Linked DNA regions of Homo sapiens: region 1 is linked to region 2. Evidence: chromatin contacts called from ENCODE Hi-C or POLR2A ChIA-PET data. All regions are on one chromosome and are shown on one strand. The core of a region is the stretch at or near the end of the contact, and the rest is flanking DNA. Distances in the headings are between cores, read along the strand shown.

What was found. Hi-C counts contacts between places; a loop is a spot of excess contacts on that map. ChIA-PET counts read pairs that join two places held with the same protein, here RNA polymerase II (POLR2A). Pooled maps may share reads with other maps.
Region 1: a pooled map shows a loop between it and region 2 (12-fold over the local background). The contact joins the promoter of SLC35E2B here to the promoter of PUSL1 in region 2. A Hi-C loop is called at or near these places in 3 of 50 pooled maps. POLR2A ChIA-PET finds 5 or more read pairs at or near these places in 2 of 52 experiments (PC-9 and activated CD4-positive, alpha-beta T cell).

Annotation. Positions count from the first base shown.
Region 1 is chr1:1,690,835-1,694,352 of GRCh38, reverse strand. SLC35E2B (solute carrier family 35 member E2B) reads left to right here and starts at 1,558. Exons shown (of 10, transcript NM_001290264.2): 1 at 1,558-1,904; 2 at 2,960-3,377. RefSeq lists silencers at 1,085-1,164, 1,735-1,894 and an enhancer at 1,729-2,023.
Region 2 is chr1:1,306,007-1,309,846 of GRCh38, reverse strand. It overlaps PUSL1 (pseudouridine synthase like 1), which reads right to left and starts at 1,250. Exons shown (of 8, transcript NM_153339.3): 1 at 1,127-1,250; 2 at 875-932; 3 at 574-761; 4 at 244-393; 5 at 1-166. The coding sequence starts at 1,203. It overlaps ACAP3 (ArfGAP with coiled-coil, ankyrin repeat and PH domains 3), which reads left to right and starts at 1,917. Exons shown (of 24, transcript NM_030649.3): 1 at 1,917-2,078. The coding sequence starts at 2,032. RefSeq lists silencers at 609-738, 749-888, 919-988, 1,209-1,888, 1,929-2,098 and 1 more.

The sequences.
Region 1 (3,518 bases), core at 309-2,808, 380 kb before region 2:
AAAAACAAGTGGAAGTTTAACAAAACGTAAAAGTAATATTTATTTATTTATTTATTTATGAGATGAAGTCTCCCACTGTCGCCCAGGTCGGAGAGCAGCGGCGCTATCTCGCCTCACTGCAACCTTCAACTCCAAGGTTCAAGCGATTCTCCTGCCTCAACCTCCCGAGTAGCGGGGACCACAGGCACGCGCCACGAGACCCGGGTAATTTTTTTTTGTATTTTTAGTAGAGATGGGGGGGGGTTCACTATGTTGGCCAGGCTGGTCTCGAACTCCTGACCTCAGGCGATCCGCCCGCCTCAGCCTCTCAAAATGCTGGGATTACAGACGTGAGCCACCTCGCCCGGCCAAAAGTAATCTTTTCTTTTTTCTTTTGACAGGGAGTCTCGCTCTGTCGCCAGGCTGGAGTGCAGTGGCGCCATCTCGGCTCACTGCAACCTCCGCCTCCCGGGTTCAGGTGATCCTCCTTCCTCAGCCTCCGGAGTAGCTGGGATTACAGGCGCCCGCCACCACGCCCGGCCAATTTTTGTATTTTTAGTAGAGACGACGTTTTACCACGTTGGCCATACCAGGCTGGTCTCAAGCTCCTGACCTCGTGATGCGCCGGCCTCGGCCTCCCAAAGTGTTGAGATTACAGGCGTGAGCCACCGGGCCCGGCCCAAAAGTAATCTCTAAAGAGCCCTTTAGCCGTAACTTCATTCCTGAAAATTATTTGGGAAAGTAACGCTAGGAAAACGCTCGACGAAGCTCCGGAGCCGGGGGTCCTCGGGGCCGCAGGCGCGCCCGCGGGTGTCTGCTCCGGATGTCCCGCGGCAGCCCCGACGCCAGCCTGGATACGAAGGCCCCGCCCCGGAGCGCGCCACCAGCCAATCAGCGCCCTGAGGCGAGTCCTCACCCCGCGCGGCGGCCCCGCCCCCCGCAGCTCCGGGCCCAGCTGTCAGAGCAGCTTTCCCTCAGGCTGGGCGGAGCGTGGCCACTTCCGCCAGGAGGCGCCTTTGTGTCTTCTAAGTTAAGCCTATTCAGTGGATTTCTTATTCCTGGAACCCAAACCTGGGCAGTAAACCCTCCGGGGCTTAGAGGCCGCTGCCTCCACAGACTGGCCGATCCCGCCCTGAAGTGCCGCTGGTGGAACAGCCCGGGCGGAACCGCCCGGGCGGAACCAACGGGCTGCCGCGGGGGGTGGGGCCACGGTCCCCCCCCTTCTGCCTTCAGTGGAACGGCCCCGGCGGAACCAACGGGCCACGGGGATGCACTACGCGCACCGTCGTCCTCTCCCTCTGCCTGCAGTGGAACGGCCCGGGCGGAACCAACGTGCGGCCGCCCGGAGCACTCGGCGCGCCGTGTCCCTCCCCGTGTGGCTGCACTGCAACGGCCCGGGCTGGACCACCAGGCGGCAGCGGAGAGGCACTTAAAAGCCCCGTGTTACCCTAGACCTTAAAAAAAAAAAAAAAACTGCGTGTTTCCACCCCCGTCGGCCTGCAGTGGAAGGGCCCGAGCAGAACCAACGGGGGAGGGGACGCTGAGCGCGCCGTGTTTCTCCTCCCGTCTGCCTGGAGTAGAACGGCCCGGGCGGAACCAACGGGCAGCCGCGGGGGCGTTGTGGGCCGCGGCGCGTTTCCCCGGCTCCGTGGCTCTGGGGCACTGAGGAGCGGCGCCCGCGGGGCAGCGAGGAGCCCGATGCAGGGTTCTGCGCGTCATTTCCGGTCCCGCGGGCGCCCCGTGAAGCCCACCTGGATCCGCCAGCGCTGTGCCACTCCCCAGTGCCGAGCTCCGAGCTGTCTCCGCGGCCTCGCGCCCGGCCCCTCCACCGCGCGCCTCTCAGGCCCCGCCCGCCAGCGTCCCTTTGTTGTGAAGGCGCCGGGGCCTAGCGCTATGCCTGCGGCGGAGACTGCATCAGGCTCTCGGTGGGTTCTGCGTGCGGGGTGCTCTGCTCGGTGATCGGTGCTGGGTGCTGCGTGCTCGGTGCTCGGTGCTGGGTGCTGGGTGCCGGTACTGATGCTGAGTGTGCGGGCGTCCGGGGTTTCCCTGCCCGGATTCGCTCCTGGGGGTCCTTTCCTATGGCTGGCGCTGTGCGCGGAAAACGCTGGTGGGGTTTTCCCAGCTGGCTTTAAGCGTTTTCACGTCCGGGAGTCCACGGCGACCCCCACGCCCTGAAGCCTGGGAACGCGGTGTGCGTGGCCGCAAAAAGAACAACAACAACAAAAAAACACAAAACAAAACACGCAAAAAACTAAAGCAAAACTCCCGACAGCCGAGCCCCGTTCGGTGCCTTTTCTTTTTTTTTTTCTTTAATGGAGTGAAATCTACTTTGCTCAGGAAGCCTGCAAATCACATTTTCAGGCCAAACGAGGCAGTATTTTAGAAGGGGTCGCTGAGGCAGGAGTAGGAAGGCTTTCCACTCCACTCACGCATTTTCAGTGTAGGCGAATCGTAAAACGGAGGGCAGAACGAAAATGAGCGGATCTGGGAGTGCAGGCTGCGCTTCGTCCACATCGATAACAGATGTTTCCTGGTGAAGATGTGTAGGGCGCAGCGGGTCACCTGGTCGGGGGAGGGCACAGGGCGTCCCTCCACGGGGTGCCTTTGGCGTTGGGCACTTGTGTGGTCTCCAGCTTCCGGGTTTTGGAAGCGGAGTGTCCCCTGCAGCCTGAGCCTCTTGCAGGTGGTTTCCTTGGGACGAACTCCCAGGGGGAGGTCTGAGTTCTGGGGCATGGTTTGAAGATTTGGGACACATTTTGCCTGAAATTCCCTGCTGGCCGTTTGAACCCACCTGGACTTCCTGACCAGGGGCACGGATTCTTAACCTCTGGTGCAGGGGCCTGGCTAGGAGAGGTCTGCACAGTTGGACGAGGTGCAAAGTGACGCTTTGTCAGTAACCCGGCGTTGAGATTCCTGTGGTGGGACGAGCAGCTCCTATGGCTTTATCCCATTTTAAATCCAAGTTTTCTTTTCCTTCTAGTCCTCGGGCTCCACCCGGGGAGCTGTGCCCAGACAGCAGAAGGGAAGGATGTCACTTCTGAGATGAGGTTCAGAAAGGTCTGGGCTCCTGTCCTGGCTGCTCTCTCCCACTCCCTGATGAGCTTGCTGGATGAAAGCTCCTGTCAGGCTGTGGGGCGTCCTGTGGAGAAGCTGGCAAGAAACTGGTGGGGGCCCTTTCCACCTATAGCCAGCAAGGAACTGAACCCAGCCAGCGTCCACCTGAGTGAGCTCAGAGGTGGGCCTCAGCCCCAGTTGAGCCTTCGGATGAGGTCACAGCCCTGGTCCATGGTGTGACTGCAGCTTCAGGAGGGACCTTAAGCCAGAGGTGCCTGGCTAAGCTTCCCGCAGATTGCTGCCCCACAGGAGCCAACATCAAAAGCATTTGTTGTTTTGAGGTGGTAAGTGTGGAATGACTGTTACAGGGCAGTAGAGAAGGAGCATGCACCCTTCCTGCTTCTTATTTGCCTTTTAGAAATTGTCCTCTGTGAATCGCTTGAACCTGGGAGGTTGAGGTTGCAGTGAGCTGATATCTCACCACT
Region 2 (3,840 bases), core at 1-2,500:
CTCCTCGGGGGTGACCAAGGGGCTGGCTTGGCCTGGGGAAACGGAGACCCGGCGCAGCGTTCGCACGGGGCTCGGCACCGGGCTGCCAGCGGACTGGAAGGCGCTGAAGTCGTGTGTGCCGAGGAGGTGCTGGGCGGCTTCCTGCATGGCGACCATATCCAGGCAGCTTCAGGGACCAGGGTGACCGTCAGGAGGGTGGGGCCGGCCTGCCCGCCCCCTCCCCGCTGTCAGGGCCACACTCACTCTGCCGGGAGAGTCCAGCATAGGTTGCGTTCAAACACCGGCAGCTCATCACGCCGGTGACAGCCAGTGGCCAGGCGGTACAGGTAGGTCCGGGACGTGGCTGCGTGACGAGCGTGGAAGTCGCTGGGCACTCGGAAGGCCCGCAGGACCCTATGGCGGCAGGTAAAGCTCACCGGAGGAACGACCCCGCCCGCCCGCGGTGTCACATTGGCTCTCCTTCCCCCTCGAGCTCCGACCAGACAAGGAAGTCTGTCCAGATCTCCAGCCTCCGCCCGCGACAGATGGAGTCGGGAAGGCACAGCCCCAGGGCTGCTTAGGTCGCGGGCTCACCTGATGGCCGGGTGCCGCAGGTGTGTGTTGAGGGCCTCGGCCAGGACCTCGGGCGGGAAGGGCGGCCGGCCTGAGCGGCGCTGGACGTCCAGGTGCGCCGCGTTGCTCAGGGCGTGGACCCCGGCGTCCGTGCGGCTGGAGATGGTGAACCTGACCGGCTCCACGGAATTCAGCCGCTCGGCGGCCTCCTGCAGGACCGAGCCGCGGGGCGGGCGGGTGAGCGAGGCCGGACCCCGGGGACGCGCGGGCGGGAGCCTCCCCCTTACCCCTCACCGGGCGTCCCGTGACCGGCTGAGCGCACCTCCAGGTAGTTCTGGACCCCGACGGCGCGCTGAGTGCCCCTGACGGCCGCGACCCCGCTGCGGGCAGAAGCGGGCGGAGGTTACCGGGGGCGCCCTGCCCTGGGGTCTCCGCCGCCGTCTGAGGCCAGGGCCGCTTCCTTCCCCGAACGTTTGGAACCCGCGTCCAGAGACATCCGCCTGCCCGCCCGCGCCCTCCTTCCCGCCTCCGCCCGGGCCCACGTGGCGCCCGCCGCTGCGCCTGGGAAACCTACTTAAAGTCGGTGCCCACGTACTGGAAGTACACAAGATAGCGCGCGCGCACGGAGCCTGAGGCCGGCGCCGAACTCATGGCGGAGCCCAGCCGGTGGCGTCAGAGGCGGCCTCCAGCGCAGGAATCCTGCGCGCGCGCGGACGCGGCCTGGTCACGCCCCCCCCCCCTCCCCCCCGGCCCCGGCCGCTCTTGCGCCTGCGCGGTGGCACCGCGCCACGGCGGCCAGAGTCGGGGAGCGGAGGCGGGGCCGGGCTTAGGGAGCGGCTGCAAAGTGCCGGCCCGCCGCCGAGCGCAGGCGCTCTACCTCTATCGCGGCGCCCCGGGAGGCGCGCACCAACCACGCGGTCACCCCGCGCTCTCGCGGGCGTGCATTCGTTCACTCGCTCATTCATTCGCCGCCGCCCACACTCCCCGAGCGCGCCCGTTCGCCGCGTTGCGGCCAAGTCCTCCCAGACGTGGTTTTTGCAAACGCCCTGAGTTGCGCAACGGCCGGGATGGTTGGAGCGGGCGGGCCCGCGCCCTCCCCGCGCCCTCCCCGCGCCCCACATTTCCACCGACTGTCCCCGGAGACGGCCGTGGCAGGCCCCGCCTCACTTCCGGACCGGGGTGGTCCCTGGACGCTGCGAGAGGCGTTTGGCGACGCTCCCCGGCGGTGACAGCGGGCGGCGCGCGCGGGCGGCGGACCTTGGCGACGCTCCCCGGCAGTGACAGCGGGCGGTGCGCGCGGGCGGCTGACTTTGGCGACGCTCCCCGGCGGTGACAGGCGGGGCGGGGCGCGGCGCGGCGGCCTCATTCCGGGGCGGGCGGGCGCCGAGGCGGCGCGGGCGGGACGAGCGGTCCGGGCCGGCGCGGCTGCCGCTCGGCGCCGCGGTCCTCGTGCCAGTGAGCGCCGCGGCCGCCGCAGCCATGACCGTGGAGTTCGAGGAGTGCGTCAAGGACTCCCCGCGCTTCAGGTGCGCCGCCCGGGGCCGCCGGGGTGGGCGCAGGCCGGGGGCGTCGCTGTCGCCTTTGTGCCCGGCGGCGGGGTGGGGAGGTCAGCGCCGGGCCGGGCCGCGGCCGCCGGGGAGGGGCTGGAGGACCGGCCTCGGACAAAGCGGCGGCCCCGCCCCGCCATGCCCCGGGGGTTGGAACAAAAGACGCTCCTGCCCTGTGCGGCCGCCCCGGGTGGAGGGCGTGCGCGTGGGCAGCCGTGGGCACCTCGGGACCGTCCGCCCCCGCTCTGTGTCTGCACCTCCACTGGGCTGAGCCCCTCCCGGGCCCTGCAGTCCAGCTCTGGCCAGGGTCGTCTGGGTCCGTGGGGGCGTCGGCCCCTGGTCTCTGACTTGATCCTGTGTCCAGAGCAGCGCGTGGGGAACAGGCAGCTGGAGCCGCGTTTAAGGCCTGGGGTAGGGTGCTTGGAAACGTGAAGTGGTTTGAATGACCCAGGGGCTTGGAGGGGTGGCGGCCGAGAAGAGCGGCGGGGAAGGTCAGGTAGGGGGTAGGGGTTGTGTGCACACCGAGTCTGCATGTTTTCCATCATTCGTGGCGTGCAGGCGTGTACACCTGCGTGAACTACATGTTCACAGACGTGTGCACAAGTGTGCATCGGCTTTGCTTGGTGGACATTTGGCAAACGACAATGGAGGCAAAGAAACCTCTCTGCATCCCCAAGTGCGCACCTGCGTGAGGCCCCCTCCTCTGCACGAGCTCGTGCGGGGTGCGCTCTTGTGAACTTTGCCCCTCTGCGTGCCTCCCTCCGGACACCAGGCCTTGCACAGGACGTGTGGATGAGCTGTGCCACGGGGCTGTGCTTGCTTCTGCATGTAGCCTGCCGATGAGTGCACGCAAGCGTGTGCACACACCACCTGTCTGTGTGGGTTCACGTACTGTGTTAGCCATGTCAGCAATAGACACATCACCTTGTACACGCGTGTTCCATCACTAGGTACACATGTTGATGCGTGTCTGTGCAGTGTCTCCTTGAACACACATGTATGTGTGGTACCAGTGTGTGCAGGCATGTTTGTGCATGAACATGTTTGCACATGTGTGCTTGATTGTGTATGTGTGGGTGTGCACGCGCGCGCTGGGTCTCTTGGGATCTGCTGGCAAGTCAGCATGTGTGTGGAGGCACGGGGAGCCTCTGTATCCCTGGAGCCCTCACCAGGAGGCTCAGGAGCCTTGGAGTGGGAGGCTCAGGGCCAGCCAGGAGAGTGGCCGCCAGCCCTGGGCAGAGGAACTGGGGCCATCCTCTGCTCTCCCATCTTCTGTTGCTGACCTGGGAAAAGGGGTTGAATAACTTGAGCACCCTAGGATCCTGCATTGAGGACCCGGGCTGTGGGGAGGTGTGGGCATGGCCTCCCTGCTGGGGGCTGGACCCTGGCTGAAGCACCCACCTTCTCCCTGGCCCCTCCGTCAGAAGCCTAATGGACCTCCTCCTCCACGCAGACGGCCCTGTACTGCCCTCTTCCAGTCGTGTGGGGGTGCTGGAACCCACTCACCTCTGGGCCTTCTCTCTGGTAACCGGCTCTCATGGGAGCCTGTTACAGGAGCCAGTTATGGGGGCTGTGGGGCTGCAGTAGGTGCCGTAGAGTGACTGCCCTGGGAAAGTGCCTCACCCCTGTGGGGCATGGACTGGAGTGGGGAGATGAGAATGGCCTGGCCCAGTGGGTTTTGGGGTTAGGCTGTGATTTAACTGGGGTTCGAGGGGCTCCCTGAGGCTGTCCTGGGGGCAGG